Regions from separate parts of the Homo sapiens genome. Here region 2 is linked to region 1. The links are chromatin loops, found by intact Hi-C in ENCODE. Cell type or tissue: heart left ventricle. All regions are shown on one strand. Each heading gives the region's core, and the rest is flanking DNA. Links, peaks and the distances in the headings are about the cores only. Region 1 has its middle 20 kb from the start of LINC01914. Region 2 has its middle 13 kb from the start of LINC02898.

What was found. A loop is a pair of places that touch in the nucleus more often than their neighbours do. Peaks named below come from ENCODE experiments on the same cell type or tissue, not always from the same donor. Only the 100,000 strongest peaks of a DNase experiment are listed, where the experiment ranks them.
Region 2: it touches region 1 in a loop (4-fold over the local background); 5 of 110 quality-filtered maps call a loop at or near these places.

The regions. Positions count from the first base shown.
Region 1 is chr2:41,910,903-41,916,282 of GRCh38, forward strand. No RefSeq gene overlaps it. Among named protein-coding and RNA genes, the nearest start is that of LINC01914, 20 kb to the right of the region's middle. In heart left ventricle, for the core only: no CTCF peak of the experiment used is centred there; no DNase peak of the experiment used is centred there; H3K27ac peaks cover 655 bases.
Region 2 is chr2:41,964,387-41,969,766 of GRCh38, forward strand. No RefSeq gene overlaps it. Among named protein-coding and RNA genes, the nearest start is that of LINC02898, 13 kb to the left of the region's middle. RefSeq lists enhancers at 1-4,274, 2,536-2,595, 2,706-2,755 and a silencer at 3,603-3,897. In heart left ventricle, for the core only: no CTCF peak of the experiment used is centred there; DNase peaks (open chromatin) are centred at 2,315 and 2,650; H3K27ac peaks cover 3,972 bases.

The DNA.
Region 1 (5,380 bases), core at 198-5,197:
CATCACCGCACTGCAGCCTGGGCAATAGAGCCAGACCCCATCTCAAAAAAAAGTAATACATGAACACATTCTTGTGTGTTTTAAGTTAAACAACATACAAGCAATACACGAATCCATTCTTGTATATGTGTGCGTGTGTGTTAAGTTAAACAACATAGAACTAGGTAGAAGAAAGTTCCCATTGACCATTATCTTCCCCAGACCACCATACTTCCCTACCAAGAAAGGACACACATACAGTTAATGTGACCTGTTTCTTACAGACCTTTGTCTTTGCAGTTCTGTGCCTGTAGACCTGTATTACATGGTGTCATGCCAGGCGTATGCTACTGCAACTTGCACTTTGCACTTCCTCTTATATCTCACAGATATCTCTATGCCAGGGTATCCCCCATTCTTTCAAGTGCAGAGAGACAAACCATGCCTATTTAAATCTATCCCCATGGATGAGTATTTCAGGTGTTTCTGCATTTCCTCTCATATAACATTGCAAAATATATCCTTCCCCATGCCTCCTGGGCACCTGTACGAGTGCTTCACTAAAACCAACATTTCTAAGTTAATACCTAGCTTTAGATGATTTGCACATTGACATTTTTTATAGCTTCTGCCGCGTGGCCATCCTGGAGGCAGGGTCAGTTTACTCTTTACCAAGAATTGTCCCCAACTCATGGGATATTTTAAACCTTCCTAAATTCTTACCAATATGTTATTAGGAAAACATCTCATTGTTAACTTTCAGTTCACCAATCACTAGTTATCTATTTCTACTATGACTTGCCCATTGCTATTCTGTGTCTGCTGTTTTAATCTGGTTGGTTGTCTTAACTGTCCATTTCTAGAAACTCATTTTGTAGTTATTATTCCTTTGTCTGTTATATATGTTACAAATGCTCTCTTCCAGATACTCATTTGCCTTGTAATTTTGTTTGTGGTATTTTTCTTTTTGTACAGAAGTTTTTATTTTTCTGTAGTCAAAAATAACAAATATTTCTTTTGTGGTTTCCTTTGCTACTTCCAAGATTAATGCAATATTCATCTATATTTTCTTCAGATCTTTTGAAGTTGTTTTTTAAATTTAGCACTTTATTCCATCTGGAATGCATTTTTATATATGGGAAAATAGGAAGCCAACCATTTTTTCTAAATTTCCAGTAGTCCCAATCTCATTTATGGAATAACCTATTCTTTCCTCCACTTATTGGCAATGCCACATCATATACTAAATTGCTATATGTACATACATGTGAGTAATATTTCACTCTAATTTATCCAAAATATCTCTTCTTTAATTCTTTCACTAGCACCAGGAATTGGCTTTTAGGGAGGATCTATTTCTCACATACACACACACATAGAAAATTGTTTTTACTTCCATGATGAAAGACAGAACGCAAGTGCTGGAGGCCATTAATAAAGGGTTCTTTCCCCACCCTGGGTTTGCACTGTTACCAAATCAAATCCATTTTGCAGCAGAGTGTCAAATTCTTACCCGTCAAGGAGCATGCAAGCTTCAGATGCAGCTATCCCACCTCAGACTACTATTACACTCAACTCTAAGAGCATATTGGATGATGTGCAACAGTTGTTGACCTGAAGTGAACCCTGACTCAGGCCGCTACTTAGAACTTGGACCATTAATGTCTGGCCAGAACCAGTTCTGAAAAATAGCAATGATCATTCATGTCAGTAGCATTTGGCTTCTAACTATAAAATATGTCCAGACACATATTACAGGGATGTGTTCTGGAATCATTTCTTTCTAGGTTGTCTCCTAATGATGTTTTGGACATCCTGGATGCCAATCCCGACCTCCCCTGCAAAGCAAAAAGACAGACATTCTTGTATAGAGAGATGACGTCTTATTATCTTAAATTAGAACTGATCTGAAAATAAATTTGCCATGTTAGCCAATTATTTTCAGAAGGAAAGCCCATAGATCTGTCCTAAAACTAAATATGTTCTCTCTGATAGGCTCCACATTTTAACTGATTTATAAATAATGACCCAATACAAGTTACTTCATTCAGTTACTTGGCGCTAACATGGAGTTTGTCTTGGACGGGGTCCTGACAGTAGCACTGCCCAAAGCCAGGCCTTCTTGGGTGCTTTGCCAAGAATGTATTTGGCTGTGGCAAGGGTCTAATTATGCCAATCTTAAATATTCTGAGGCATGGGCACTACTTCAGCCATGTTAAATGAGGTAGACTTTGGGGGCCTGATTTGCTCATTCATTTACACACTGGAGTGGACCAAAGCAACTTCAGAAGAGAATCCTTGTCTTGCTGGTGGACAGTGATGGAGGGCTCAGCTCCAAAAGGCATATCAACCTCACCCCAGCTTGATTGTCATAGGCACAACTGATTGATGTGGTATTCAAATGGCAACAAAGAACACCATCCTTCGAGTTCATCTAGAGAGAACAGTTGTATGCCCCACTACTAAATATTTACGTAAAAACCCTGCTTAAAAATAACACTATTTCAGAGAAGACCACTTGAAGGACAAGCAGTTCATCTGTTCTTCCAGATTTTCTAACACCGTCCAAGGATCCCACCAGAGCAAGGGAAACACGGATATCTGGAGTACATCATATCGGCCCCAGAAGAATTACTGTTGCTGAACTGTTTTTGGTGTGACGCAATCAGCATTTTTTAAAATGTCATTACAAGAAACAGTCCCACGAAAAGCATCGTTATATGTGGGGCCACATCACAGTGCTATCACAGTGTTTTCAGTACCCTCAGGGGTAATTCCATCTGAATTTAGTACTAAAAATAGTAGCGTTTATTCTGGGCAACTGGCTTACCTGTCTGTGGCATGGTTTTCTAGAGGGTGCTCTGAGGAACACTGGGATAAAAGGTATGCCCCATGAAAGGGGCATTCCATAATCAAAAATAATTTTAAATCTCTAGGGAAAAACCAGTCATTGTTTGGTTATTTACTATAGGACTTCTCTGAGTTGCTAATATGCATTATGTAATATTACTAAGTGTAACGTTTACTTGGGGACTAGGGATATTCACAACAAACCACTATCTTTGTGTTGGGCCCTAACCATTGAAGCTGATGTAAGTATCTCTATGCCAAAATTGGCCTTCTCTCCCCAACCCTGAGACCCCTGACTTGTCCTGGCCAGTTCCCCTTCAGCCTGGTACTGAGGTCTTAGAGGTCCTGAAAGGTGACACTGTGACTGGTGGGTCTACTCTCTTGCTCCCACCCCCATCCTCCTCCACTCACCTCTACCCTGTCCTGGGCACATACCCCAGGAGAAATATCCGGGTCTTCGGCAGCTTTGCTACTCACCCAAACTGCTTTTGCTCTCATCTCACAGAACGTCTGCTGCCAGCCCTCTTTCCACCGCTCTCACTCTTTGGGGCTCTCCAATTCTCTTTTCTCTTTTGTTGCCTGCTCTTGAGAAATTTGCCTGTTTATTTCTGGAAAATTTCTCAAGACCTTGAAGAAAAACACTAGGGTTTTGTAGTTATCACTATATAGTCACGATTCTGCTTTCCTTCTGTTCAAGGAATAAACTACTCAGAGGTGACATGGTTTGGCCCTGTGTCCTCACCCAAATCTCACCTCGAATTGTAATTCCCACATGTCAAGGGAGGGACCTGGTGGGAGGTGACTGGATCATGGGGGCAGTTTTCTCCATGCTGTTCTTGTGAGTTCTCACGAGATCTGATGGTTTTATAAGTGGCAGTTTCCCCTGCTCTTCTCTCTCCTGCCACCTTGTGAAGAAATTGTCTGCTTCCCCTTCTGCCATGATTGTAAGATTCCTGAGGCCTCCCAAGCCATGTGGAACTATGAGTCAATTAAACCTCTTTCCTTTATAAATTACCCAGTCTCAGGAAAGTTCTTTACAGCAGTGTGAAAACGGACTAATACAGAGGGCATACTGTCCTCTCTGAGTATTTATCTTTTTTGTGTGTGTGGGCCTCTGTGTCTCTTGGTTGCTGGTTGCTAGAGCTCCATGGCTGCCACTGTGCAGATGAAGAGGCTATCTGTTCCTGCTCCCACCAACCCATCCTCTTCTGGATCCATGGCTAAGGCAGATGCCTTAAGTTTCTAGAAAACTGCATTCTGGTTATGGCAGAGACTATTGCTTACCAATTCCCCTCTTTCTTAGCAAAAGCAGCCCTAGTTTTCAGCATCTGACTACCCAGAATAAATATTGCATTTCCCAGACTCTTTTGCAATCAGGAGTGAACATGTGACTAAGTTTTAGCAATGAAATGAAGTGGGGCTGGTATTTGTAACTTCCAGCAAGTGTCCTCTAAGATTTGCCTTTCTTAATCTGTCCTTTCTGCTGGTTGGAAGGTGAATATGATGGCTGGAGCTCTTGTAGTCACATTAAACCATGAGGTAGCTCACCATGGATGACAGAGCAGCAAAATGCAAGAAGCCTAGGTCCTTGGCAATTGTGGACAAACCACACAGCCCTAGAGTTCCTAACTATGAATACTTTTATGTGACACCTTGTTTAAGCCTCTGTTATTTGGGGCTTTTCTCTATCTCACACAGCCATACTTCATCCTAAAATACCAGGTAACTGGGGTTTTACTAGAACTGGAAAGAATCTAGGATTCAGAGTCTCAGGTTGAAGGGACCCTCAAGAGAGGAAACCTTTCAGTTGTCAAAAACAAAGGTAACATGTAGAACAGAGTGGAAGGTAGAGCCAATGGAAGCCCAGGAGTACCTGGCCAGAGATATGCTTGAGGACTCTGCTACTCCAAGCACAGTCCCTGCATCGGCAGTATTGGGATCTCCTGGGAGTTTGTTAAAAAGGCAGAATCTCAGGCCCCACCCCAGACTTAATGAATCAGAACCTTCATTTTAACAAGTTCCCCAGGTGATTCATATGCACATTGAAGTGTAAGAAGCACTGCTTTAGAGGGGCTTTAATATCATATAGAAACACAAGTCAAAGCCACAGTTCCTATTCATCACAGAGAACTGGATCTACGCAGAAATTTTGGAAAGAATGATGCCATTAGAAAAACTCTTTCCATACTCAAAGTTATAGCAGAGAAGCTGGCTGACCACCCCAAGGTGTGGGTAGGGGGGAAAAGAAAGAGAGCTAATGAAATAAATTAGAGGACCTAGTTTGCATATGCTAGTATAAAACCCAAATTCTCATGCTTTTTACCAGGAATAGAAGCCCACAGCCTAAATCTAAAGAAAAATTGGTCTACGGTACAGTAATATGCACCTGTAGTCCCAGCTACTTGGGAGACTGAGACAGGAGGATCACTTAAGCCCAGGAGTTTGAGGCTAGCCTGGGCATCATAATGAGATCCCATCTCTTTTTTAAGATGGTCTAGAAAAGAGACTTTTATAATGCAGAATCTACAGCAGAGGGAGGCCTCATGTCCTG
Region 2 (5,380 bases), core at 126-5,125, 53 kb after region 1:
AACAAAACAAGCAGATGTTTCTCTTTCATTACAGCAGGTGCCTCTGCAGTGCCCTCAGCCTGGGGCTGAAAGGGAAGGGCTCCCTCTGGGGTCCAAGATCCCAGAGGGAGTTTGGGAGGGCTGCATACCCTTGACCTATCAAGGAGCTAGTCCCTTGGGTGTCATAGACAGAGATGAGCAAACAAAGCCAGATACTCCTAGGGAAAAGAGGCTGGTAAAACTGACAATGGAGGATGGTGTTTGTGAGGACAGAATGAAAGGTTCAGGAACTGGGGGCAAAAGAAGGAGATGCCAATGGAAATCAGTGGAGGAAGACATTGATTTCAAATCCCTCTCTAATTTCATTATGATGAAGAGTTTCCTGAGCCTCCACATTCCACACCACTGCCTTCTAGGAAAAAAAGCAAGACATGGCCTGCACAAACCTCCGTCTTAGTCCAGGGTCTCCTGTGCAAGAGGAGTTGGGATCCAGAAAGAGAGGATGTCCTGGGGCTTGGATGACCGGGGGTTTCAAAAACAGCACAAACCTCCCCTTTCTCAGGCCATCTTCCACCTAACAGGAGACAAATGGATGCATCACATTGAACTAATAAAGGTGGGTTGAGAGGTTCATGAAAGGGATAATTGAGGAAGGACAGCGGGACAACAGACCATGAAGAACAGAGTGATAACAGCCACAGAGAACCAGAGGCAAAAACAGATGAATTGGTTTCCATTTGCCTTCCCTTCACTCCTGCCAGACCCTCTATCCTGACTCTGTGTGGTCCACTAACATACTCCCCCAGTGCAGTCCCTGAACACTTACCCTGATCCTCTCCTCTGCTCCCCAAGCCCTGTGTGTGACACTCACACTCCCCCAGGTCTCTCCTCTACTCCTCAAACCCCAGGTGCACTGACACACTCTCCAATCCTGTCCCCCACTTCCCTAGCCCCTGGGTGTAACACTCAACACACTCCCAGTCCTGTCCCCCTCCCCCAGTCCTGTGTGACACTGAACACACTCCCCCAGTCTTCTCGCCCATTCCCTAGTCTCTGTGTGTGACACTGAATACACTCAATCATGACCCCTACCTCCCCAGCCTCTAGGTATAATGCTAAACACACTCCTAGTCCTGTTCCTTACTCCCCCAGCCTCTGGGCATTGTGTTAAACACAGTCCTCCAGTCCTCTCCCCCACTCCTCTAGCCCCGCGTGTAACACTGGGCACACTCTTCTGGCCGTCTGCCCTTTCTCAGTCTTGGGTGCAACACTAACACGCCCTCCAGTCCTATCCCCCATGCTCCCAACCCTTGGGTAAGGCACTGCTCCCACACTCAATGGGGAGCCAAGGAACAGTTACACTCCCTTGGCTCCTCCACTGTCTGTCACAACAAACACATTCCTCAGGGCCACCTTCCTTGGTGGCAGCTGTTTTACCCTACTATCTGCAGAAAGACTCTCAGGTCCCTACTGTGATCCTGTGTGCCAGCCCAGCACAACAAGTATTGTGGAGACAAGGGGAGAGAGAGAGAAATGGGAGACAGAGGAGAGAGAGTGGGGATGGCAGCACTGGTGAGGATTGCAGCTCCTCATCCATCCATTGATACTGGATTTTGTGTCAAAGGCAAACATTTTCCTTTGACCTCAGTGTTCCTGTCTGCAACGCTGAGCTGCAATCTGGCATCAAGCACCCTGGGAAAAGGGCTGATTGCCACAGAGAGTTGAGAATTCAAGAACTGGACTCTGGTTAGGACCGGGTCAGACACAACATGGAGAAAGAGGATTATATCTTGGTAGGGAGGTAGCATTTTTGTTTGGTTTTTCTTGCTTTTCTTATGAAACAGGAAGTGCCAAGCAATGCCCCCAGGTTTTGGGGTTTCCAAGTGAAGAATTTTACCCCTGATAACCACAGTAACCCCTGAAAGAAGTGGAGGCTTTCCTTTCATATTTCGGGGGGCTGGGAGGGGCAAGGAGTAGGAATCAGACACAAAGAAAACTGAAGTATGGGTGATCCAATTCCCCTTCCCCCAAGTAGCCTTGCTTTTTAGCTCCATGGGTTAGAAGTTTATGGGAATTCTGGATCCATGGTTTCCTATGGTCTCTTTTACAGATCTTGTTAATTTATTACCCTTGGTTACACTTTTAATGGAAATCATGAAGAAATGGCAAAGGAAACATGAGCTAATTTTTTTTCCAGTGACACATTTCACTGCTATTTAAATAGCTGTTTTGCCAAACCAAACACAGCGCTTACAGCCAGCGGTGACACATGAAGGAGATCACTGTGGCCGATCCTGCCTGCGGCATCCAGAACAGGCGAGACTTTCTCTCAGCTTCCCCAAGGGCCGGACGCCAAGGGGGGCGGGTAGGAGAGCTGGAGCCTGGGGCACAGCTGGAGCCCCAGAGCTGGGTGCGTGCAGCTTCCACCCACCCTGGGCACGGCTGCTTCTCTGTTGCCTCCTGTCCACTCCTTACCCCTGAGGAGCCCTGGGGTAACTGTTTTCTCCCAGCAGCCTGGGGGACCCCCCAGAGTGGGCCACAGCAAGAGCACCAGCAGGGCCTCCTGGCCCTCACTGCAGGATGATCTGCTCAGGCCTTTAGTGGGGAACATTACTGGGTTGCATAAAACCAGAGACAGACTTTGGGGAAGCCCTGGCCATCTCGGTTCCAGTTCTGTGGTGGCGGCAACAGTGGTACTGTGACCACGCTCACACAGGGTGCCTTTGTTAGGCAATCCCAGAGCCTGTGACTTCTCCTCCTCAGAAATGTTGGCCTCTGATGCACTCTTGCTCCCCAACTTGGGGACCGTGATGTCACCAAGCATTTATGAGCTTCTCAAGAAGCCAATTGAGACTTGCGGCATTTGGCGAGAGAAACTCCGGGGCCTGGGATGTTGGAGAAGAGGAAGAGGCCACAATCTGTGGCGATGGCTGGTGCAGGAGGAATGGAGGGGAAACTGTTCACAGCAGCCAAGTCAGAGCCTCCCCAGGGTTAAAAAATGCAGTGGGATTGAGGGAGGCAAAGCGCTTAGGGTCTGACATGAGGGCTGTGGAGACCTTGATTCATTTGTCCAATCTCGGCAGCCCTGTGACAGACAGCCCAGTGGCACCAACATTCTCCCCATGAGCTCTGCTAATGAACAGCAGGAAGGGGCAATCCAAGAAGCAGGCACGAAATGGGGAGAGAATGTTCTGGAGGGAGGAGCCCGAGCCAGCAGGAACTAGGATTTCAGCCCCACCCAGGCCCTGCTGGGTCCTGAACAAGTCTAGCTACTTCTCCAATTCCCCCTCCGTGGGATGCTCTGTGGCCCCCAAAGCCCTCTGCCAGTGTCAAGGTGGCAGAGCCGAGGGGCCATGACAGAATCTGGGCAGCAGGCCTGCTGGCACCCTGGGAGAAACCACTCTCCGTCCTCTGCTTTTCAGGGAGAAAACCCACATTAGCGAGACTGGGGAGAGAAGTTAACTGTCATCTTCCCTTTGCCAAAAATTATATTAAATTCACTGACCACATTTTTCCAAACCCAAGTGCAGAGGACATTAGATCAACGCACACTGGCTGGGCTCTGGTGCGCCGGGCACCCCACACATTTCATTTTGCATTATTAATATTTAAACCAAAGCAGCTGTTTGCACACACAGAGCCCAGAGCCTGCCCAAGACTCCTGTGGAGACTTCTTTCTGGGATCAGACGCACCAGCTAGGAAGCACGTTGTTGACCCTAAGGACTTTGAATTTCCCCAAGCAGACATTCATTGGTCAGCGATGGATGAGATTTCTGGGATATTTCCGAGCAAGGGGAACTGCTGGTTTATTGGCAAGTGCAGATTCTGATGATCTGGCTTCACTGAAATTCCTTGAGGAACTAAGTAGTAGGGCCCACCCGGAGCAGATTTTTGAGAGGGGTGAAAGTATCTCTTTAGGCACCAACCTCCCCTCTGAGCCCTATTCTGCCAAGCATTTTGCACCATAGAGCCTGGAGTCCTCCTCCTGGGCATTTGCAAGTTAAAGCCTCATCTCTAAGCCTGGCTGGGAGACTCTTGCCTGAGTCCTGCCCTGCAACCTGATGCACCACAGCCCCTTCCCAAGCTGCCTCAACTCTCACCTTCAGCCTTGTGCTCCAGCCACCACAGTCTGCTCTGTTTTCCAGACACACTAAATTCTGTCTTTCCACAGACGATCTGCTATTTCTGCTTGCCTTTGAAATCTCAGGACAAAATTCACCTCTTCTCTGCTACCCCCTCTTCCCTCTAGGACAAATTAATTACTCTTCTCTCCTTCCATCATACTTTGTCCCCCTTTATTTTGACATATATCTCAGTACATTGCAAATCTTTGTTTCTATACCTGCACTTTCAGCGCACACCACGCTTTAAATAGAGTATATTATGTAATTCTTTTTTTTTTTTTTTTTTTTTTGAGGTGGAGTCTCATTCTGTCACCCAGGCTGGAGTGCAATGTGCAATGGCGTGATCTCGGCTCACTGCAACCTCTGCTTCCCAGGTTCAAGCGATTCTCCTGCCTCAGCCTTCCGAGTAGCTGGGATTCCAGGTGTGTGCCACCATGCCCGGCTAATTTTTGTATTTTTAGTAGAGACGGGGTTTCACCATGTTGGTCAGGCTAGTCTCGAGTTCCTGACCCCATGATCCTCCCACCTCAGCCTCCCAAAGTGCTAGGATTACAAGTGTGAGCCACCATGCCTGGCATATTTATGTAATTCTTACAACAACCCTCTGACGTAGGTACTATAATTATCCCCATTTTACAGATGACAAATCTGAGACTTGGAGATTCTGAATAGCTTATCTAAGGTTACATAGTTAGAAAGTATCCGTTTTCCCCACCACCCCAAAACTATGAGCTCCTCAAAGAAGGGGTCATTGCCTTATGCATCCAGGGCCTACGTAACATATTGTCTCATTATAAGTGCTCAGTAAGTGTTTGTCAAAATAATTTTCTTTTTTTTTTTTTTGAGAGGGAGTTTCGCTCTCGTAGCCCAGGCTGTAGTGCAGTGGAGCAATCTTGGCTCACTGCAACCTCTGCATCCTGGGTTCAAGTGATTCTCCTCCCTCAGCCTCCCAAGTAGCTGGGATTACAGGCATGTGCCACCACCCCTAGCCAATTGTTGCATTTTTAGTAGAGACAGGGTTTCGCCATGTTGGTCAGGCTGGTTTTGAACTCCTGACCTCAGGTGATCCACCCACTGCAGCCTCCCAAAGTGCTGGGATTACAGGTGTGAGCCACCATGCCCAGCCTCAAAATAAAATTAAATAGAGTAAACGGAAGTATTTTCTCAGGTCGGGACCTGCTGAGATGCCCTCATGTCACCATTTTCTTTAGGCTACAGCCCCAACCCTGGCTCCTGGAGAAAGAGGAGTATAAATGCAGCAGTAAGCCAGACCGGG